Linked DNA regions of Homo sapiens: region 1 is linked to region 2. Evidence: read pairs that join two places in POLR2A ChIA-PET (ENCODE). Cell type or tissue: OCI-LY7. All regions are shown on one strand. Each heading gives the region's core, and the rest is flanking DNA. Links, peaks and the distances in the headings are about the cores only. Region 1 overlaps TMEM263 (transmembrane protein 263). Region 2 overlaps CORO1C (coronin 1C).

Region 1 (5,383 bases), core at 74-5,073, 1.7 Mb after region 2:
TTACAACAGCAGACCCAACAGCTGTAACACCTCCAGCCACAGCAGAGACACCCCCTTTCACCAGCCCTATTCCCATGGAAGGCACAGTTGTAACAGCTGTTTTGGTCACTTCCAGACTCTTTCCACCAATCCAAGCCACACCACCAATGGTGGCACCAACAGCTCCCTTTGTAACACTGAAGATACCCCCAGTCACACGGGACAACATGCCTGGCTGCTGCTGTGGGTGATCTTTCATTGAACCTAATGAGAGAAAATATCATGAGACAATCAAATATAAGTCACAAGTCTTTAAAAGAGCAGTACACATCATTAAGTAACCTAAGACTTCCTCACAACAGGAGGTTGATTTGATAAGGCCAACCACACTGATTCAAAGACACTGAAGAGCTCTTCCTTCAGGGTATAGTTGTACATGTTTTTACAATATCTTGGTCCAATGCTAAGTCTTAGTATCTATGAGAAGAAATGCTTTAGAGACTAGACAACTTTTGTAAAACAGAATCCTATTTTAAATGTTTCCTTGGTTTACGGTTTTGTTAACAAATAACCTTTATTTTACATCCTAAAAGGAACATGAAAAAATAAAAAGATAACTACATTTGGCCTTCATTTCCTTGATAGGATTTAATCAGTCATTACCGAAACAATCTTCTTCGTAAAATGCAGTAGTTTTCAAGGTATGGTCTGGGACCACTACAGATGCCGAAGACCATTTCAGGGGGTCTACAAGGTAAAAACTATTTTCATAATATTATTAAAATATCATTTGTCTTTTCACTTTCTGTCATGAGTCTATAGCAGTTTTCCAGAAGCAGAATGATGTATAATACAACAGACTGAATGCAGAAGCAGCTGCAAGAATGTAGCTGTCTTGCATTAATCCAAACATTAAAGAGATTTGCTAAAATGTATAAACCAGTATCACCTTGCTCACAATTTCCACAATTTTTTTTGTTTTGAAAGAATTACTATTCATAAAAATATTTTAATTATGTTAATATGGGTTCTTTTAATGCATAAAATATTCAAATTTCTCAGTTTTTATTGCTAATATGGTAAATATTGACAAAGACACAGCTCTTTGGGGCCTCAATTTTTGACATTGTAAAGGCATCCTGAAACCAAAAAGTTTAAGAACCCCTATTAAGTAAATACATTTGGGTCTCTGCTCTATGTCTCCCTTACTGACGTATTTAAAGAGCTAATACTATGTAAAAGTAAAAAACTATTCATCATTTAAAATCGTGTTATCTACCTAAAAAATCATTTTTATTCAGACATAAGTAGGATAGAGAAACTATAGATATGGTTAACACTTAAAATTACTGCCTCAGTAATTCTTATGAAAGAGAGTGTGTGCTTTAAGTATCTAGTTTTTAAAAACTAGAGATATCCCCCATAAAAGGCAATAGCAATATGAAAAATTAAGCTCTAAGTCATGAGTTTATTTTCTTTGTTTTTTTTTTTTAAATAGAGCCACATATATTAGCATGTAAGCTCAAACTTAGGAATAAAATGACTAGCAGAAAGATTTCATAAAAATTTGCACTAGCTTAAAATGAACACAGTGAACACAGGTCTTTTCTCTTTAGTAATCTAATATTTTTTTTTTTTTTTTTGAGACAGAGTCTTGCTCTGTCACCCAGGCTGGAGTGCAGTGGCGTGATCTTGGCTCACTGCAAGCTCCGCCTCCTGGGTTCACGCCATTTTCCTGCCTCAGCCTCCTGAGTAGCTGGGATTACAGGTGCCCACCACCACACCCGGCTAATTTTTTGTATTTTTAGTAGAGACAGGGTTTCACCGTGTTAGTCAGGATGGTCTCAATCTCCTGACCTCGTGATCAACCCACCTCGGCCTCCCAAAGTGCTGGGATTACAGGCGTGAGCCACTGCGCCCGGCCTAGTAACCTAATAATTTAAGCAGCAACAACACATAAGCATTAGTGTTTTTCTAAACTTCATGGAAAAATATTTGGTACTTACACAATTCAAGCTTTACTTCTGAAAAAGAGGGGTAAATTACTGGGTACGTAAGTCCAACTAAGAGCACCAAAACTATTAGATTCTAGCAGAATCAAGTTCTCAGAGAAGGTATCATGGGGAAACTGACAATATTTGATGGAGAAAATAAAAAATTCTGAAAACTGAGCTTTCCAATGCACAAGGCACAAATTTACCTTGAGATAATTTTTCTTTTCATTGTCTGAAGATTTTACATTTTATCACAAGTGGGAAAATCTCACTGACTAGTCAAAATATCTTTGCAAAATAGTGCATAAATACAGATACAGCAATAGCTATAAACTTTAAAAACCAAATATTTTTATTAAAACTACTTAATAAGTATAGTTAATACAAATTTTTAATGACTGAAGTAAAAGACTTAATATATAGATGGGCATTTGAATATATTAGTTATAAAATTATGATGGAAAGGATTACATAATTGGTAATTCTGTAATCGAGGTCACTAGCCCTAAGAAAAAAGGCAAAATCCTGATTTGAGGCTACAACAGATAACTGCCTCATGCCAAATATCTCATTAGTAAAACTATCTTGCCATGCCAAATTTGGTACACATGCATTTAAAGAAGACAAATAATTGTTCTTAATCAAGTCAGATAAATAATTAATGCAGCTGATCTCTTTTATTACAGTATACTCTTAATTATCACCATATAAATTATCTGCTTTGCAGATTCCTCTTGTTTAGTGGTTGGCATAGAAAGACATTCTGCTTTGTTCTCTTCCTTGACAATCATGCCCCTGGATGGCCTTTATTTATCCCTTTTCTGATTTCTTTCTCACAAAGTCCTTGTTAACTTTCTCACTGAGCCCTAACTTTTCAAAACTCCATGGTTCCAGACCTAAAAATGTAAGGCATGGAAAAGACCTGAGTTAGTAATTTTCCAGGCTATTCCTCCACCAAACTAAACTAAACCTAATCAGCTAGTTCTTTTTTTTTTTTTTGAGACGGAGTCTCACTCTGTCGCCCAGGCTGAAGTTCAGTGGCACGATCTTAGCTCACTGCAATCTCCGATAGTTCTTTTGAATTCTTTATGGCTTAAGTGTAAACCCTTTGTTGCTATTTTCCTAGCAATTTCATTTTTGCCTACCAATAAAAGAAATATAGGAAGAAAATTTTAGACAATGGGTAACAGAACTAGGAAAAAATATATAATACCTAGAGTCACAACCTCCAGCCCTAGTAATCAACATGCAATTCTCCAAGGAGATCACTATTTGGATTAAGTTTAGTAACAGTCTATACCAAAAACATGCCTCTAGTCATTTTCTGTATGTACTCAGGACATTCAGGTGTGTTTCCAAGGGTTTCTGAAGAATTAAAATGATTCATGATAACACAATTTTCAAACTCAAAGAGAATTATGACTTAAAAAGACAAATGAAGCAGATCCCAAGATCATGTGTTAATAGAGGAGAGGTACCAATTACAATATAATGAATAATAGGAGTTTAACAACAGATCTCTAATGCCTCTTGCATTAGGCTGATTTTGTATGCAGGATATCAAAACTAAACACAGTCCATCCTTCCTCTGTATCCATCCTCACCCTTTACAAATGAAAGGATACTTATACTTCTAAAATGGTCTTAAAAGAAGAATGACAGCAAAATATTATGCCTTATATGGTAAAATTGTGTCCCTATTCACCACTATCTATGCTTTCTTATTAGAAGCTAAAAATGTTATCTTCAATTATTTTGGGGACATATTTACTGACAAGGTAAACAGGTTATATTTCTTTAATAAAAACAATCAGGGCTGGGAGTGGTGGCTCACGCCTATAATCCCAGCACTTTGGGAGGCCGAGGCAGGTGGATCAACTAAGGTCAGGAGTTCAAGACCACCCTGGCCAGCATGATGAAACCCCTGTCTCTACTAAAAATACAAAAAATTAGCCAGGTGTGGTGGCAGGTACCTGTAATCCCAGCTACTTGGGAGGCTGAGGCAGGAGAACTGCTTGAACCCAGGAAGCGGAGGTTGCAGTGGGCCAAGATCGTGCCATTGCACTCCAGCCTGGGTTGACAGAGTAAGACTCTGTCTCAAAAAAAAATAAAATAAAATAAGTAAAAAATAAAAACTATCAGAACTTTAATTCAGTATATTTTTCCATTCTTAGTGTTACAGATGCATACTTACCTTCTGGTGGTTCATCATTAAGGTATGATGGGATTTCTTGTTGATTTTTATCTGTCTGATTCATGATCTCCTAAAAAAAAAACATACAAACACATTTCATTTTAACCTCAACATGTGAGACTACCTCTTATCACATGCTAAATTGCGATTTCATCAACATTATTCAGATAAACAACATTTTGTACCCACTATACAACTAGTCTTCATCTTGTTTCTCTCCTACTTCAAACTGCGGCATTTAATAAATACTTTAAATTATACCAGTAGACAATATAAATCTTATGTGAAACACTCACCAAAGAGTGGCAGTCATAGTATAAGTTTTCCTATGTTGTTACTGTGGTGCTTCAACTACAACTGAAAATTACTCACTGAAAGAGAGCTGGAAGGTGGGGGTTAGCCGACAAAAATGTTGTTTCCTCCTACAGAATACTGGTTAATTTAATTGTAATTTATTTCACAATAGACTTAAAGAAAAAAGTATACCAGAACTAAAAAAGGTGTTCCCTAGACAGAATGGTTATTATTAAAAAGTCAAAATATAACAGATGCTGGCAAAGCTGCAGAAAAAAGAATGCTTATACACTGCTAATGGGAATGTTAATTAGTTCAGCCACTGTGGAAAACAGTTTGGAGATTTCTCAAAAGAACTCACAACTACCATTCAACCCAGCAATCCCATTTCTAGATATAACTCAAAGGAATATAAATCATTCTACCACACACGTGTTATGTTCATCACAGTACTATTCACAATAACAAAGACATGGAATCAACCTAGATGCCCATCAACAGTGGACTGGATAAAGAAAATGTGGTGCATATACATCATGGAACACTATGTAACCATAAAAAAGAATGAGATCATGTCCTTTGCAGCAACACAGGTGGAGCTGGGGGCCATGATCCTAAGTGAGCTAACACTGGAACAGAAAACCAAATACCGCATTTTCTCACTTATGAATGAGAGCTAAACACTGAGTATACATGGACACAAAGAAGGTAACAAGAGACACCAGGGCCTGCTTGTAGGTGGTGAGTGGAAAGAGAGTAAGGGTCAAAAAACTATCTATTGAGTACTATGCTTATTACCTGGGTGATGAAATCATCTGTACACCCAACCCCCACAACACACGATTTTACCCACGTAATGAATCTGCACATGTACTCCTGACCCTAAAATTTGAAAAAGTTAATAAATAAATACTAAGGTGTT
Region 2 (5,383 bases), core at 160-5,159:
AGAAGCAGGAGGGCAAGGGAAAGTTACCCTGATCTTAGTTTGTAGCTTATGACTTATTTAATGAATGGATGCCCAGCCAAGCTCAGAGTAGGCGCCCAAAGCATTGTGGATTATTTTCCTGTTTTGTCTTTTTTTTTTTTTTTTTTTAAGCCATGACATCCCAGAAGAGGACAGTGAATTACTCCTAGGTCGGCTCTTATAGAGTGGCCATAGTGTTCTGTCAAAACACTTGCTTCCATTTTCAGAGATAAAAATCATTGATTACAAAATGGTGTTTGTGTTTATTTCACGCCTTGGCTGTCTGTGAGGCAGCCCCCACCTCTCTGCCTGACATAGCTTCTCTGACTTTGGTGGACGAGCACGGTGCCATACTCCTCTCCGGGGGTAAGTACAGGGGAAGCGCGTGTGGGTGGCTCAGTTCAAGTACAAGTGAGGTCTCCAAGCCAGTCAAGCACTGTGTTTTGGCTTCCAGCAGACCTGAGCCTTTGGATCCTGCCTCAGACCTTTGCCAGCGGTGTGTCCTGGGATGGGGTTCCTAATCCTTCTGAGTCCCTTTTCTTGAAAGGAGGATGATAATTCCATGTAGTTCAGATGAGAGGAATACCTGTGTGGCCACACAAACAACCCTCGCTGCATGGCCGCTACTGTTACTATTATGAGTTGATTTTCTGACAGAGTCTTTGAAAGCACTTTTTCTTCAATAGAAGCAAAATTCTCTTGGCTCAGCTGTGACTTTTATTCCAGCAGGCTTCCAGGGTCAGTTGAATTGCAGGGCTTCCCTTTCGCACTATGACATTGTCTCGTGACATTTCAGTGATTGTAGCAAAGAATTTCCCACTGTTTGCTTTTTCTGAATATGATGAATGGTCAGCATAAAGCTCCCCTTCCTCAAATGCCTTATCTTAAAGTTGCTTTAGTCTATGAGAAGAATGGCTGCCATGTTCTTGGTCCACTCGTGGCTGCAGGAAGTAGAAGTTGGCAGGGCTCTCTGTAGACCCGAGGTGCCCGCAGTCAGCCAGGAGACGCGTGGTGGTCTGTTTATGACTAACTTGTTTTCTCACTCGGGCCACCTTGATTCTTTGCCAGAAGACCTGAAGGTCAGCATGCTGGCCCCAGACAGCCAGCCAGACCTCGTCTGGGGGGAACTTCCATTTTTTTTTTCAAGGTCACTTCCCTTGCTGTACTTGGTATTCTACACCCAGAAAAACTCTTTGTTGGCTCTTAAGAATCTGTTAACTCTAAGTGGGCCCTTCTCTTTCTGCGGGCACATTAAGTATCCCAGTGCTGGCAGTGGGTCACGGACATGAGTCACCGTCAAGGGCACGCCTTTCCTGCTTCAGACGGGCAACCCTTGATGTCCAGGCCGGACAGTGCCCTTTGTGCTCTTTTATTCGTTAAAAAGAAGTCCCTTGCCAAAGAATGTAGGGGTGGCAGTCCTCTCCTGCGAAAAGCGGGTATGTGCGGGGTGGACAGCCTTTCCAGAGGGCAGTCTGGCAAGTGGATCAAAAGCCTTAAAGGTTTTCTTAAGACCCAAGATTCTCACCTTTGGAAATTTTGTCCCAGGGAACTAGTGGGAGGTATATTCAGGAATTAGAAGAGTAAAATCAACTCTGCAGAAGGGGGTCAGTAAGTTACTTGTCATATCCATATGTTATAATTCTGTTCCATTATTTAAAGTCATTTAAAAAGAGTATTGAATAGGAAACATTAAAAAAATAGTAAAATAAAGTCAATTCCAACTTGGGTTTAAAATATATACCTACCTAGGTTGAAACATGAAAGTATATTATTTCTGGGTGCTGGATGTCACTACCAACTTTTTTCTGTGTATGCCAAGAGCCCTACAGTGAACTGTGTTGCTGATGTCAGCATAAAAAGTGTGTTTACAAAGTAATTCTCATCAGCTCTCTACCCCATGGAGTCACTCTGCAGTAAATGATGTTAGTTGGCTAATCCATTCAGAAGTAAAATGGGGAAGAAAGTGAAGTCCATTGGACCTCATAAGAACATTCAGGACCAGAACTTCTAGTGAGAGGTGTAGGTTTCCTAATACAGATATGTAAAACCAACCCCGAACAGATGGCTTGTGACAAACTTTTTAAAGGATATATGCATATACAATGTATACTTATGTGTAGAATAAATACCAGAAATGTTGTTATTGCTATAGGGAGGTAAAGTTGTGTGTAATTTCTATTTAATCCTATTTTTCTGAATTTAGAAATTTCCTATAAATGTATTTATTCCCAGAAAGGCATTATTAAAATTAATGTATTAGTGATAAGTTAATAATTATTAAGATAAGCATAAATCAGTGGAGATGTTTGAAATGGTGCAGCAACATTTGGTTAGCTGTGGGGGCAGCAGGGACACCAATATACATTCTTAATGGAGTCCACAGTTAAAATAAAACCTTTTCTTTTTCTATTTAGAAGAAAGTAAGTCCCTTTTAATCTACACTTCAGACTAGAAAAAATGTAAGCCCTAAAGCAATGGAATACATCACAAAGGAAAAGACAGATTGGCTATATAAAAATTAAATTACGTAAGACTTTAATATGGCAGAAAACAAAGGTCATCGGAACTGGGAAATACGTTTTCTTCCAATATAGTAAGGGCTAAGTATACTTTGATATGCTTCATCTCAGCTGCAGCTGCTGCCTCTATTTGAAACGTGACGTGTGAAATGTTAAGTCCTAGGCAGCTGATGTGCAGATGGCAGCTGTCCTCATCCCTCCTGTGGGAACCGAGTCCACCAGCAAATGGCTTATTCTCAACTTCGAACTTTGGGGTGTGGGGTGGGGGGGGGTGTGTTCGCTAGGCGACACTGGCCGTGGTGTGCCGGCTGAAAGTTCCCCTGTGGCGAGTGTCAGGAGGGCTGGGTGGGAGATGGGAATTACTGCGCATCCCAAGATCCTTGAGGATAAGGTGACTGCTGAGTTGGTTGGATTGGCTGAAATGTGGAGGGGGGTGAGTTTAGAGAGGCAGATGGGATCCTTCAAATTCATTGTAGTTGGAGTTTAATTCATGTGAACGAAAATGGGTAAGAGGGCAGATTTTAGGATCCTGAGTTTAGTGAGGGGCAGATAGAGGGTGAGGCACGCGGCTCCCTGACAGGCTTCATGGTGAGGGGCTAGAAAGCAACGTCAGGGCCGTTGCCCAGGGAGCCTGAGGGCAGAAGTCAGAGGAGGAAGTTACCCACTTCAGGACTCAACTTGGAAGGCAAGTAGACAGGTCTATTCTGCTGTCAGAAAAAATCTGCACACTTGAGCTTGGGCACTCACCACCGGGTGCTTAGTTTTGTTCTTAGAGTAGCTTCCTCACACTGATCTCAAAGAGTAAGTGGACTTTTGGGGAAGGACTTCCTGGTGGGTTTGGAACAGAACTGGGGAGAAGTGGCTCAAAGGCCCCCAGGCAGTTGTGGGGGCAGAGAAAGCTTTGGGCTGCCAGAGAGGAGCAGTCATCTGTGTCTCCGAGGGGAAGAGCAGGGAGCAGGCCTGGTTACAGTGGAAAGGGATCACACACAGGGTGCCTGGCCCCCAAAATGCTGCGGAACGTGGTTGGGGCTGGTTGCCAAGTTTGTCCAGGCTCCTCTCCACTGGGTGTCTCTCAGGCCCCCAGCAGCAGGGCTCCCTTCCCAAGAGCCCTGTGCCTCTCATCGCCCATTTCCTAATCTCTACCCCACTAGGTAGGGTTGCATTCGTCTTGGCATTCACTGAGTGAGAACTTGCATTTACAGTGAGAGTGTCACCGAGCTGGAGAGAACTGTAATGGAGCAAGTGACCCCTGGTCCAGCCAGGAGAGGTGCTCAGGCTAACACTTAGTGCCTTGAGGGAGTTCAGCAACAACATCCAAGCTTGGGGGCTCTAGTGATGAAGTCTGAGAACTGGGAAGTGCCCCATCCATGACAGGGAGCTGTTGCAGCTTCATTTCCGTGCAGAGATGCTATTTGGGTTGTGGAAGTTGGAATAATACCTCTTGGCGAACAAAATCCTGGGCTGCTTATCACCATCCCCACCTACAGCTCCCCAAATGCAAAATGAGTTCTTACCACCCTGAGCAGTGTCTTCAGGAGGCAGTGGCCTAGAATGCCTCATAAACCACAAGGTGGAGATTCCATCTGGGGATCTGGCCACCTGCCAGGTGCCTCCCCATGTAGATAACAGTCTAGTGTCCGAACAGCCTTGTAGCTGGTTTCTCTGCCTCCAACCGCCTGTTCCCTGTTTTGCTTCTAGAGTGATGTTTTCTGTCAAGGTCTCTGAAGGAGACACAAGTGATTATCCCTTTTGTCTACAGGAGGAAGTTCATGCTCTTCCACCTCTGAGCCTCCTTGACTCCCATCTCTTCTTGCGTATCCCACACCCAGGCTCTGGTTTCACAGTGCATCCATATCCCAGCTACTTCTCACACCTGCCCGGTGACTCCCCCAGCCTGTGCTCCCATCATTTCTGCGTGGACAGAGCCTCTCTATTAGCGTTCTCCAGAAGAAGAGAACCAATAGGGTCTGCGTGGGGGAAGAGAGAGAGAGATCGGGATGTATTTAAGGAATTGACTCATGATTATGGAGGCTGCTAAGCTCCAAGATCTGCAGTCAACAAACCAGAGAGACCCAGGAGAGCTGAGTTTTTCAGTTCAGATTGGAAAGCAGCTAAAAACTGATGTCCCAGCTTGAAGGCAGGCAGGAGTAATTCCTTTTTTTTTTTTTTTTTTTTTTTGAGATGGAGTCTCTCACTCTGTCGCCCAGGCTGGAATGCAGTGGCACGATCTTGGCTAACTGCAGCCTCCACCCCCTGGGTTCAAGCAGTTCTCCTGCCTCAGCCTCCCAAGTAGCTGGGACTACAGGCATGCGCCACCACGCCTGGCTAATTTTTGTATTTTTAGTAGAGATGGGGTTTCCCCATGTTGGCCAGGCTGGTCTTAAACTCCTGACCTCAGGTGATCCTCCCACCTCGGCCTCCCAAAGTGCTAGAATTACAGGCATGAGCCACACGCCTGCAAGGAATTCCTTATTACTCAGCCTTTTTGTTCTATTCAGGCCCTCAACTGAATGGATCCACCCACCCACACCAGAGAGAGCAACCTGCTTTACTCAACCCACAGATTCAAATGTTCATTTCATCCAGAAAACCCTCACAGACACACCCAGGGTAACGCGTGACCAGATATTTGGGCACGCCATTGCCCAGTCAAGTTGACAAGGTTAACAGTCACAGCTTCCTAACCCAGCTTCCCCCACCCACTTGAATCTGTTCTCAGAGCTGCAGCCATAGTCACCTTTTCAGGTATCAAGGTGGGGGAAGACATGCTAAGGCCCATGGGCTAACTCCAACCTGCCGGAAGCTTCTGTGTAGCCCACAAGCTAAGAAGGCTTTTTACATTTTTA

The links. Peaks named below come from ENCODE experiments on the same cell type or tissue, not always from the same donor. Only the 100,000 strongest peaks of a DNase experiment are listed, where the experiment ranks them.
Region 1: POLR2A ChIA-PET joins it to region 2 with 5 read pairs; 3 of 35 experiments call an interaction of 5 or more read pairs at or near these places.

Annotation. Positions count from the first base shown.
Region 1 is chr12:106,965,965-106,971,347 of GRCh38, reverse strand. It overlaps TMEM263 (transmembrane protein 263), which reads right to left. Exons shown (of 4, transcript NM_152261.4): 3 at 4,168-4,237; 4 at 1-243. The coding sequence starts at 4,231. Among named protein-coding and RNA genes, the nearest start is that of TMEM263, 13 kb to the right of the region's middle. In OCI-LY7, for the core only: no CTCF peak of the experiment used is centred there; no DNase peak of the experiment used is centred there.
Region 2 is chr12:108,639,995-108,645,377 of GRCh38, reverse strand. It overlaps CORO1C (coronin 1C), which reads left to right. Exons shown (of 11, transcript NM_014325.4): 11 at 1-269. LOC105369968 (a long non-coding RNA gene) reads right to left here. Exons shown (of 3, transcript XR_007063449.1): 3 at 1-5,383. Among named protein-coding and RNA genes, the nearest start is that of MIR4496, 6.9 kb to the right of the region's middle. In OCI-LY7, for the core only: a CTCF peak has its summit at 2,409; DNase peaks (open chromatin) are centred at 2,667, 3,237, 3,737 and 4,137; H3K4me3 peaks cover 3,118 bases; H3K27ac peaks cover 4,100 bases.